Linked DNA regions of Homo sapiens: regions 1 and 2 are each linked to region 3. The links are chromatin contacts, found by Hi-C in ENCODE. All regions are on one chromosome and are shown on one strand. Each heading gives the region's core, a stretch centred on a gene start or an enhancer-like site at or near the end of the contact. The rest is flanking DNA. Distances are from core to core; before and after follow the strand shown.

The links. A loop is a pair of places that touch in the nucleus more often than their neighbours do. Pooled maps may share reads with other maps.
Region 1: a pooled map shows a loop between it and region 3 (4-fold over the local background). The contact joins two enhancer-like sites. A Hi-C loop is called at or near these places in 4 of 50 pooled maps.
Region 2: a loop to region 3 is called in a map with no recorded cell type, with 12 times the contacts of the local background. The contact joins two enhancer-like sites. A Hi-C loop is called at or near these places in 1 of 37 single-sample maps with no recorded cell type and 2 of 50 pooled maps.

Annotation. Positions count from the first base shown.
Region 1 is chr7:47,989,572-47,993,690 of GRCh38, reverse strand. All of the region lies in intron 8 of SUN3 (Sad1 and UNC84 domain containing 3), which reads left to right. Among named protein-coding and RNA genes, the nearest start is that of HUS1, 12 kb to the right of the region's middle. RefSeq lists enhancers at 1,517-1,746, 2,932-3,772, 3,773-4,119. Within about 2 kb of position 1,775, at least 25 of the 41 ENCODE cell types and tissues checked have a DNase peak (open chromatin) inside an H3K27ac peak, as active enhancers do.
Region 2 is chr7:47,226,703-47,230,543 of GRCh38, reverse strand. No RefSeq gene overlaps it. Among named protein-coding and RNA genes, the nearest start is that of SNORD151, 240 kb to the left of the region's middle. Within about 2 kb of position 2,568, at least 2 of the 41 ENCODE cell types and tissues checked have a DNase peak (open chromatin) inside an H3K27ac peak, as active enhancers do.
Region 3 is chr7:47,668,228-47,671,940 of GRCh38, reverse strand. No RefSeq gene overlaps it. Among named protein-coding and RNA genes, the nearest start is that of LINC02902, 15 kb to the right of the region's middle. Within about 2 kb of position 2,305, at least 19 of the 41 ENCODE cell types and tissues checked have a DNase peak (open chromatin) inside an H3K27ac peak, as active enhancers do.

The DNA.
Region 1 (4,119 bases), core at 526-3,025, 320 kb before region 3:
CCTTAGCCGTCACCTCCTATTCCCCTAGTGTACTCCTCCAGCCCCTGGCAACCACTGGTCTACTTTGTCTCAATAAATTTACCTATTCTATACATTTCATATAAATTGAATCATTTATAATGTGTGATCTTTTGTGAATGGCTTCTTTAACTTTGCATACTGTTTTCAAGGTTCATTTATGATGTAGTATGTCTCAATATTTCATTTATTTTTTATTGCTGAATAACATTTCATTGTATGGATATATGACATTTTATTTATCTATTCATCAGTTGATGGACATTTGAATTATTTTCATTTTTTTGGTCATTATGTATAATGCTTCAACAAACATTCATGTACAAGTTTTTGTGTGGACATGAGTTTTTGTTTTCCTTGGGTGTATACCTAAGACTGGAATTCCTAGATAGCATGGTAAATGTAGGTTTAACATTTGAGGCACTGCTAGAAGACTGTATTATCTTTTTGTTCAAGCAATACTCAATGTTTTCACAGTGACTATGTGAACAAAACAGCTCTCAGTTGAGCTATTTAGTGTACTTAAATACTACTTTCTTCCATTTTTTTAAATGTTTCTGAGTGTAATAATTGCTTTACATTTTTTTTTTCTTGAGACAGGGTCTCAGCTCTGTTGCCCAGGTTGGAGAACAATCACAGCTCACTGCAACTTCAAACTCGTGGGATTGTTTTTTAAATTTTTTAGTAGAGATAAGGGTCTTATTATGTTGCCCAGGCTGGTCTCAAACTCCAGGGCTCAGGATCCTCCCGCCTTGGCCTCCCACAGTGCTGGGATTACAGACGTGAGCCACTGGTGCCCAGCCTATTTTTCTTTAATTTGCTTAGTTTTCTGCATTCCTATTACTAAAACTTTCCCAAATTCTTCTTCAGAAGTACAAATATTCCCCCATTATGTTGATTCACATCAGATAACTTATAAATTTCTTCCTTTCTTTATTCCTTCCTTCACTTTCTTTTCATTTATTTTCTTTTTTTTTTCCCAAGATATCCCTCTGGCGCCCTCAGCATTTTGCTCCAGCCTTGTTAGGTAGGCCTGATGCACAACTGTTGTCGTGGGATTTCACTCATGCATCCTGAGGATTCAACTTACTGTCTAATTTATTATTTTTAAAAAGTGTTTCTTCTTTCCCTTTTCTGCTTTTTGTTCCACCTTCTGGAAGATCATATCAATTCACATTTTAACCCCTCTACGGAAATTTTCATTCCTGCTGTCATGATTATACTTTCTGAGACTTCTTGTTTCTATACATATTCCCTTTTTTAGAGCCTATATTTTTTTCTTTTATGAAGGCAGTACCTTCTCTTATGCTTCTGAATATATTAACTGTAGGCTTGTCTCATTTTCTTCTGCTCGCTTCCGGGTCTGGATTTCCTAGCCCCACTTTTCCCCCTTGCGGGTAGCGTCTCTCTGTTTCCTGTACAACACTTTTCTCCCATGTCTGTGATGCTTGTCACATGAATTGCTAGGCGGTGCAAAGCCGGCAGGAAGCTTTGCGCGCACGGTGGGGCTCATCCGTCGTGAGTTTGCAGCGGGAATCATCTGGTCGGGCCATTTCGTCGGGAGTCACAAGTGTGCTATCAGGAGAGCTGACCCTGAGAGGACTCCTGCAGTGCACAGGAGGTGCCAGCCTGGCCCACCACACCATGAGCTGCTGGGGAGAGGAGGGCCGCGGGGTCACCACTTTGTGCAGAGGCCATGCTCTTGTGGGCGGTTCTGGGGCGGCGCCGGCAGTGGTCTTAGAGATGGGAGGAAGAAGAGAGCCCTCTGCTGGGCCAGGCGGGGCTGGAGGGGCGTGGAGGCGTTGTAACTGCTTTTTGAAATGACTGTTAGCTAAGCCGCAGATTTGGGCTCCTTTCCCCCACACTCCCCCTCACGCTTTCACCCACACGCTCCCCACATGGACACCCTCCTCCGGCCTTCCTGGGAACCTGCCGCTTAAGTCCTGCGCTGCTGGGTCCACGTACAGCCCGAGTAGTTTGTGTTCTTTCTCTCCAGGCGCCATTTGGCCATCTTCACTTTTTGGTTTTTCTGTTTGTTTGTTTTGGGGTTTGTTTTGTTTTGTTTTGTTTTGTTTTTTGGTTTTACTGTCTACTCCCACTTTTGCCTTATATAGGTTTATGCCTTCAATTATGATCTTCCCATCTGGAGGAGGGCCCTGGGTTAAACAGCCTGCCTTATATGTCACCCAAATGCCTCTACATTCCATATCTGGAGTTTCAAAACAAAGGGCTGCTGTCCTTTCATAGAAGCCCACACCACCTGCAAGTGGTGTCTCTGAAAAGTTGAGTTTGAGCAGCTAAGTTCCATCTCAGAAAGGTGAACACGTTCATTATTTAGACAAATTATGGGTGAATCCCAAAGGCAGGAATCCTTTAGTAATAAAAACTGCTTCTCATCATTTTCTTCTACATTAAAGAATTTATGAACCAAGTAAAATTAAAACAAGGTGATAAAAGGACTGGGCGCAGTATCTGCTCCTGTGATCCCAGCTCCTTAAAAGGCTAAAGCAGGAGGATCACTGGAGCCCAGGAATTCGAGGCCAGCCTGGGCAGCATGGCCAGACCCCGTTTTTTTGGTTTGTTTTGTTTTGTTGTTTATTTGTTTTTTATTTTAACTTTTATTTTAGGTTCAGAGGTATATGTGCAGGTTTGTTATACAGGCGGTAAGTAGTAATACCCAACAGGTATTTCTCTGCTCCTCTCCCTCCTCCCACCCCCCACCCTCAAGTAGATCTCAGTGTCTGTTGCTCCGCTTTGTGTTCATGTGTTCTCATTATTTAGCTCCCACTTACAAGTGAGAACATAGAGTATTTGTTTTTCTGTTCCTGTGTTAGTTTGCTGTGGATAACGGCCTCCAGCTCCATCCATGTCCCTGCAAAGGACACGATCTTGTTCTTTTTTATGGCTGCATAGTATTCCATCAGATCCTGTTTCTTAAAAAAACCCAACAAGGTGATAAAGGAGGTAGAAATAAAACTAGCACTCCTGTCTTAAGCTAAAGAGAATATATGAGGCTTGAGTCATGTGTACATATGAAGGGGTGGCCTGCCCCTCCCCACCTGTGGGCGTTTCTCGTCAGGTGGAACGAGAGACTTGAGAAAAGAAAGAGACAAAGAGACAAAGTATAGAGAAAGAAGAGTGGGCCCAGGGGACCAGCGCTCAGCATACGGAGGACCCGCGCCGGCACCAGTCTCTGAGTTCCCTTAGTATTTATTGATCATTATGGGGTGTTTCTCGGAGAGGGGGGATGTGGCAGGACAATAGGGTAATAGTGGAGAGAGGGTCAGCAGGAAAACATGTGAACAAATGTCTCTGCATCATAAGGTAAAGAAAAAAGTGCTGTGCTTTTGATGTGCATATACATAAACATCTCAATGCCTTAAAGAGCAATATTGCTGCCAGCATGTCTTACCTCCAGCCCTAAGGCGGTTTTCTCCTATCTCAGGAGATGGGATATTCAATCGGGTTTTACACCGAGACATTCCATTGCCCAGGGACGAGCAGGAGACAGATGCCTTCCTCTGATCTCAGCTGCAAAGAGGCCTTCCTCTTTTACTGATCCTCCTCAGCACAGACCCTTTACGGGTGTCGGGCTGGGGGATGGTCAGGTCTTTCCCTTCCCGTGAGGCCATATTTCAGACTATCACATGGGGAGAAACCTTGGACAATACCTGGCTTTCCTAGACAGAGGTCCCTGCGGCCTTCCGCAGTGTTTTGTGTCCCTGGGTACTTGAGAGTAGGGAGTGGTGATGACTTAACAAGCATGCTGCCTTCAAGCATTTGTTTGACAAAGCACATCCTGCACAGCCCTTAATCCATTTAACCTTGAGTTGACACAGCACATGTTTCAGCCAGCACAGGGTTGGGGTAGGGTTACAAATTAACAGCATCTCAAGGTAGAAGAATTTTTCTTAGTACAGAACAAAATGGAGTCTCTTATGCCTACTTCTTTCTACGTAGAGACAGTAACAGTCTGATCTCTCTTTTCCCCACATACATATATAATTGTGAGTACATTATGTAACCATGATGTATCCAACTCTTTTAATAAAAATGTTATAGTTTGATATTAATATTTTTATTATAAAATGATTTAATGAA
Region 2 (3,841 bases), core at 1,319-3,818, 440 kb after region 3:
TTCTGAGGTTCTCTATAGTTTTGGTTGGTATTTCTATAGTTTTGGTTGGTATTTTAGTCTTTTAATTTTTAAATTTTTTGTTTCTTTTTCCTTTTTTTAAGAAAATAGAGATCGGGGTCTCGCTATGTTGCCCAGGGTGGTCTCAAACTCCTGGGCCCAAGCGACCCTACTGCCTCGGCCTTCCAAAGTGCTAGGATTACAGGTGTGAGCCACCACACCTGGCCATGGTTGGCATTTTAAATGTGTAGTTTATTTTTTATTCTACTTTCTCAGTTAAAAAAAATTAAAGTGTGGAGAAATGCTATTAATTTTGTATATTGCTCCTATTTCCATAAACCTTGCTAAGTTCTCTTGCTATTTTCAATAGTTTATTGATCCTCTTGTGTTTTCTATGTGCATGATCATATCATCTTCAAATATTGATGTTTTTGACTTTTTCTTTTTACCTTTTTGTTTTTATGATAAAGCTGTTTTCACTTCACTTTCTGTTTTCCCTTCTTCCTATTGGCTGGGAAGTAGGAATATGCAAACCTAGGGATGGAAGTCACATGGTGAAGATTGCAAAGCTCTCCCCTCAAACCTCACCTGATCTGGCCATTCACTGACCTGTGTGGTTTCATCTAAGAGCGTGGAAAATGTAATAAAGTGTGAAACTGTTGGCCAAAGTGGCTGCACCATTTTGCTTTCCCTTCAGCTATGAATTAGAGATACTGTTTTTCTTTCTTTCCCAGGCTAGATGGAGTGCAGTGGTGCAATCTCAGCTCACTTCAACCTCTGCCTCCTGGGTTCAAGTGATTCTCTTGGCTCAGCCTCCCGAGTAGCTGGGATTACAGGCTCCCACCACCATGCCCGGCTAATTTTTGTATTTTTAGTAGCGACGGAGTTTCACCATGTTGGTCAGGCTGGTCTCTAACTCCTGAACTCAGGTGATCCGCCCTCCTCAACCTCCTAAAGTGTTGGGATTACAGGTGTGAGCCACTGCACCCAGCCAAGCTCCTGTTTTGCTATATTCTCTCTAGCATGCAGTGTTGTCAGCCTTTTTTTCCCCATGCTAACAGATGTGCAGTTATATATCATTGTGGTTTTAGTTTTGATTTTCTTAATGTTTACAATCTTTTTATGTGCTTATTTGCCATTTGATATCTTGTCTTTGGTGAAATATCTGTTTAAATCCTTTGCCCTTTTTTTAAAAAGAAAGTTGGGCTGTTTTCTTATTGTAGAGCTTTGAATATTCTTTTTATATTCCAGATATAAGTCCTTTGTCAGATATATGACTTGCAAGTATTTTCTTTCATTCTCTGGCTTATCACTTTTATGTTCTTAACAGTGTCTTTTGAATCATAAAAGGTAAAATTTTGATAAAATCCAACTTAGTAATTTTTCTTTTGTGGGTCTTGCTTTCGGAGTCATATCTGATAACTCTTGGCCTAATCTAAGTTCACACAATATTTTTTTGTGTTTGATTCTAAAGGTTTTACACTTTACGTTTTCCATTTAGGCTTACGATCCATCATGAGTTAAGGAGTTGAGGAGGAGGGAGGCTGATCAGAGGAGGAGGAAGGCAGGACTGGAGGAGGATGGAGGCAGGTTTGGAGGGAGACGGGGTTGGAGGTGGAGGGAAGCAAGGTTGGAGGGAGGCGGGGTTGTAGGTGGAGGTGGGCGGGGCTGGAGGAGGAGAGAGGTGGGGCCGGAGGAGGAGGGAGGCGGGTTTGGAGGTGGAGGGAGGCGGGGTTGGAGGTGGAGGGAAGGGAGGTTGCAGGAGGAGGGAGGCGAGGCTGGAGGAGAAGGGAGGCGAGGCTGCAGGTGGAGACATCTTGGAGCTGGGCAGGGCGGTGAAGGGTTCGGAGCAGGGAAGGATGGTCTGAGGGAACCGTTGCCCAGGCCCCTTTATTGGTCACTCTGGTAGCCATGGTTGGTGAGAGAGGGCAGTGAGCCCCTCAGACATGTCTGTGTTCCAGCCACTGAACAAGTGATTGACAGGAGAAATACACAGGAAGGATTTTTGAAAGTGCTTCTTTGAAAAGGCTTATTGTTATAACTGTTAATTCTAATGAACAATTCTTGTTATTGATCTTATTACAAAGGTACTACAAGCAAACTAAAAGAAAAACTCAGAAAATACAGAAAAGTAAAAAGATCCCTTGTAAATTACTAGTCAGATTATTTATGAATATTGGTGTATATACATTATATATATAATATTTCTTATATATTATGTATTTTTCTCTCTGAATTCAAATATTTTAAGTAATTGTGATAACATATACATAATGTTTACCATGGTAGCCCGTTTTAAGCGTGTGGTTCAATGGTATTAAGGACGTTCCCACTGTTGTGCAGCCATCACCACCATCCAACTCCAGAACTCCTTTGTGACCTGACACAGGGCCGAGGGTACTGCCCTCCATTGCTCTGGATCTCAGGAGACCCAGTTCCAGCTGCAAACAGCCGGCCTCTGGGGCTCTGTGGGTGATGAGTCACTTAGCCCACAGGACCCTGGAAACACCCTCCTCAGCAGTCTCCTGGGAGACAGAGGCTCTCTCAGAGCCTGTGTCCCTGCCGGGAATGAGTGTTTCTCACCAGGAGGCAGGCCAGGGGACAGTTGTGGTTGGGTTATTTATTGCCATGACAGTTGAGCAGCGGCTGTGTATTCTCCAGGAGACATCCCCTGACTAGCGAAGGCCAGGGGCTCCGTGGCCTTGCCAACTTTCTGCCCTTGTTGGTATGGGACTCAGAGTTGCAGTGGGGCAGCAGGGAAGGGCTTCTCAGGATGATGAGGGCAGAGTTCATCTGTTCATCTCTTTTCCAGCTCCCTCCATCTCCCCGTAGGAGAAACAGCAGTGGGGGACCCTCCCCCGCAAGGAAAGAGGAAGCTGGAGGACTGGACTGGTGTGGAGCCAGGGCAATTCTGATCAGAGTATGGTGTCCTCTCTAGAATCGATCCCCCAGCTCAGGTCCTGAGGACATCTGGCAGGATCCTGGGAATGGGAGGGTCATGAGGAGAAACTGAGAATGTGTGTTCACAAACACTTTGCAAGACACAGGGGACCGTGCACCCATGTGTAACCTGGTGTGGAGAAGGAGGGCATTTCCTCTCCCTTCTGCAGGGATCAGGGCATGGGGTGGGGTCCCACAGCACCATCTTGGCACAAGCATGAGCTTTAGTGGATTCCCGTGTCCCATGGAGATGCCCTAGGAGGTGGGAAGGCCCAGCAGGACAGGGCAGCAGTGGCAGGAGGCAGCCCAGCAGCAGCTCTGGACATATCAGGAGGGCTCATTTATGGATTCTATTACAGGGTGTGGGGGAACTACAGTGAATTTCATCCTAAAGTCCTAGCACAAGAGAAGCAGAGAATGGAGGTGGTGCTTGGTGGCTGGCGAATTTGTAAGGAAGAATGCTGAAACACCCTACTGTGTTTCTGTGTGTACTGTGGTGTGGGTGTGCCTGGAGGAGGTGCTGGCTATTCTGTGGTTTCTCCGGGAAGAGTTAGGGACATACAGGTAATGCTGCTGGTATAGCCCTGTTTAATATCCCCAGGTTGGAGGTCTGGGAAACTTATGCTATTCTCCCAGCAAACCGGTGACGTAGGTCTTGCAGTGCCCACTTTGCAGATGGGGAAATGGAATCTAGGGGAAGTGACTTGCCCAGATGTGCATGGCTGGTCAGAGGCAGAGCCAAGGCTTGCCTTCACAGCTGTTCACTCTTGAGTTCACATTGTTCTACTCAGCAGAGCCCGTTTGTGTTTATTATGTGTATTGGCAGGTTCCTGAAAGGAGCGGCCTAATTCTCAGTTAATTGAATATCACAATTTGATTTCTTGGCTAGAGGTGAGGGATGAGC
Region 3 (3,713 bases), core at 1,056-3,555:
ACTTGAGGTCAGGAGTTCAAAACCAGCCTGGCCAACAAGGTGAAACCCCGACTCTACTAAAAATAGAAAAAAAATTAGCCAGGCATGGTGATGGGGGCCTGTAATCCCAGCTACTTGGGAGGCTGAGGCAGGAGAATTGCTTGAACCTGGGAAGCGGAGGTTGCAGTGAGCAGAGACGGCACCACTGCACTCCAGCTTGGGAGACTCCGTCTCAAAAAAATAAATAAATAAATAAATAAATAAATAAATAAAAATAAAGCGCAGCCAGAACTGGGATCCATAGATCTCAGCAGCTGAGCTTGATGCACACCCCGAGGGACCAAGTGCTGTCCCTTCGTTCTCTCCCCGACCCCCAGGCTGTGTGCTCCCTGGACTCTGTGCCCAGCCCCGGGGGGTTAGGCGGGTTCCCAAATGCCATGGCTCAACCTTCCACGTATGCCTATGTGTTCTGATGCTTAGAAGGCCCTGGCCTCCAATCTGGCAGACTCCGGCCTATCTACCCCTTCGGAGCCCCCCCAGAGCCCTCCCCTCACTCCACCGCCGTGCATGCCGTTTTGAATTCTAGTTGCCTATGGAAACCTCTCTTCTGCACTAGACCCTAAAGGGCAGGGTCCACATCTGACTCCTCCCGTGCCCCCAACCTCTGGTACACAGAAGATGCTCAATAATGTCTGTAAGCTAAGCCCTTAGTAAGCCTGGTGAGGAGAGTGTTCATGTAAGCCCCATTTTGTAGAAGAGAGGACACGTAGATGGGTGAAGCCTGGGTTCCTGAGGAAGACGTTGGATTTTCCTCATTCCTAGGCAATGCATGCCTGTTGTGGAAAACTCAAAAAATATACTCAAGGAAGTTAAAAAATGTAAGCCCTACACAATCCCACCATCACCGCCAATGGGCTGCTGTTGTAACTTTCCAGATGCTGTGCTGTGACAGCCTTGAATTTGCATATTGCTAAAAGGAAGTGTCAAGTTTAGGCTAAGAAACAAATGAATGTCAAAAGTGGAAGCACAGAGCTTGAAGTTCAAGGTCAGCAGAGTCTCGCTGCAGGTGTCATCTGTGGGGAGCGAAGGCGTCTGGACCCAGCTGTGAATCCTGCTCAGTGCCCGCCTGGGCTGTACCTGCTTTGCAAACTGGCGCTCTCATATGCATGTTAACAAGCACACTGGGGCCCTCCCTGTTTTTACATATTTGTTTTTTTGTTTGTTTTGTTTTTTGGTTTTTTTTTTTTTTTTTTTTGAGGTAGAGTCTCACTCTGTCACCCAAGGTGGAGTGCAGTAGCGCGATCTCAGCTCACTGCAACCTCCACCTCCTGGGTTTAAGCATTTTCCCCTGCCTTGTGCCTCCCGAGTAGCTGGGATTACAGGCATGAACCACCACACCTGGCTAATTTTTTTGTATTTTTAGTAGGGACGGGGTTTCACCATGTTGGCCAGGCTGGTCTCAAACTCCTGACCTCAGGCAATCCACCTGCCTCGGCCTCCCAAAGTGCTGGGATTACAGGTGTGAGCCACCACACCCAGTCTTGTTTTTACATATTAAAAATACCCAATCTGGGCCTGGCCTGGTGTAAAAAAAAAAAAAAAAAAAAAAAAAGGATCTTTCCTGAGAACTTGTATTACTTCAGTATCACCCAGTCTCTGCCCACAGCCTCAGGGGAGAAGCTTTGAGCACAGGTTTTACAGAGCGTGAGAGACCCTTGGGCCTGGGAGAGCCTTGGGAAAGGAACATAAACTTGAAGGGAAAAAAGCAAGGCTCAGAAGTCAACACAAAGTGTGATAGCATTTCTAGAAAGTCCCACATAAGCCTGACTAAGCAATTTATTGTTTGGGGATACACGCATGTTACAACTTTTTTTTTTTTTTGAGAAAAGATCTCACTTTGTTGCCCAGGCTGGAGTACAGTGGCGAGATCATGGCTCACTGTAATCGCAACCTCCCGGACTTGAGCCGTCCTCCCACCTCAGCTTCCCCAGTAGCTGAGACCACAGGCATGCACCACCGTGGCCGGCTAATTGTTTTATTTTTATCTTTTAGTAGAGACAGGGTCTCTCTATGTTGCCCAGGCTGGTCTCAAACTCCTGGGCTCAAGCAGTCCTCCCTCGTTGGCCTTTCAAAGTGCTGAGATGACAGGTGTGAGCCACCGAGCCCGGCCAACAAGTTTTTTTAAGTGAAGGAAAACGAAAAACAAATTTCAGATTGGGGAACAGCTAGAGGCAGCCACAGGAACAACTTGCAGTGGGTGTTGGGCAGCAGGCTGAGTCACTCCCTGGCTCCACTGGGCTGTGTCATGTGCACACGCTTCATGTATGCCTTAAGTGACGTTCAAAAGAACACAATGCCACATGAAGCCTAACTCAGCAAGCCCTTTCTGTAAGAGGAGAAATAACTACCCCTGCTCTTGCCCACTTTCTTTCAACAGGGGCCAGCATCACCTGCTCCCCTCCCCCATCTCTATGTTCCATCTCTGGCAGCCTCTGCACAAAGGTGTCCTCCAGGAGGCCAGGTGGGCACCAAGGTTCTTGAAAAGAAAGGAAAGGGAAGCGCAGTGTTCCACAGCTGGTTCCCAAGAAAACAGCAAAACAACTGCGCACTCATTCTGAAGGACGGCAGACAAGACGGTTCCTCAACACATGAACTGGTTTTTCTTGATGAGTGATGGGTTTTTGACCCATTCCTGCTGCCCCTTCTGGGAAAACTGGGCAGCCCCAGGCTGTGTCAATGTCACCAGCTGAATTGTGTTACCCAAAATTCCAAGACTGAAGTCCTAACCAGAATCTCAGGATGTGACCTTCTTTGGAGATAGGGCCTTTACCAGGAAATTAAGGTAAAATGAGGCATTACGGTGGGCCTTAATCCAATGACTGGTGTCCTTATAACAAGAGGAGATTGGGACACAGGCTTACACACACATCCTTAGGGAAGAGGGAGGAGACAGCTATCTACCATCCGAGGAGAGATGCCTCAGGAGAAACCAAACCTGCCAACACCTTAGTCTCTGCCTTGCTGCCTCCAGGACTGCGAGGAAATTCATTTCTGAGGGTTCAGCCACCCAGCCTGCAGCACCTGCTATGACATCCTCGGAAAATGAAGACTGTGTGCCCTTTTTTCTACCTCCTGTGGTTCGAGGGCAGACCCAAGCCCGGGATAAAGCACGCTAGGTTTGGAATTCACTCCCACACTCCTTAAGATAGTTCCTACATAACCTTTGCTGAATTCCTCTAGCTTTCCATGCCTCTGTTTTCTCACTGGTAAAGTTGGGATCCTACGGCCTTCATCATGAAAGCTGTTAAGAAGATTGAGTTCATGTGAAGTTTAGAACAATGCCTGATACAGAGAAGCACTCAATAATGATGTTGGCTCCTACTACTATTTTTATTAGGAGACTTTTATTCATTAAGCAAGTATTTATTGAGCATCTGCTATGCCCTAGGGACAAACAGACCTAGATGACACTCATCTGGTTTAGTTGAATGGACCTAGCTGCAGGTACTACTTGGCCTGGAGGGGATCCGTCGGTATCCTCTTGGCTCCAGGAGCATCTCCTATTGCTGCACCCCAAGGGCCTGAATTGTTGCTGGTGTACATTAGGCACTCAACAACTGCACAGTGAAACAAAGCCAGAAGGCTGACCCCCATTGGCTCAGTCCAGCCCTTTCCTTGCTACTGCTCAGATAGAGCTTGGAGCCTCCCTCTTGCGCAGCTGGGCAAGGCCAGGG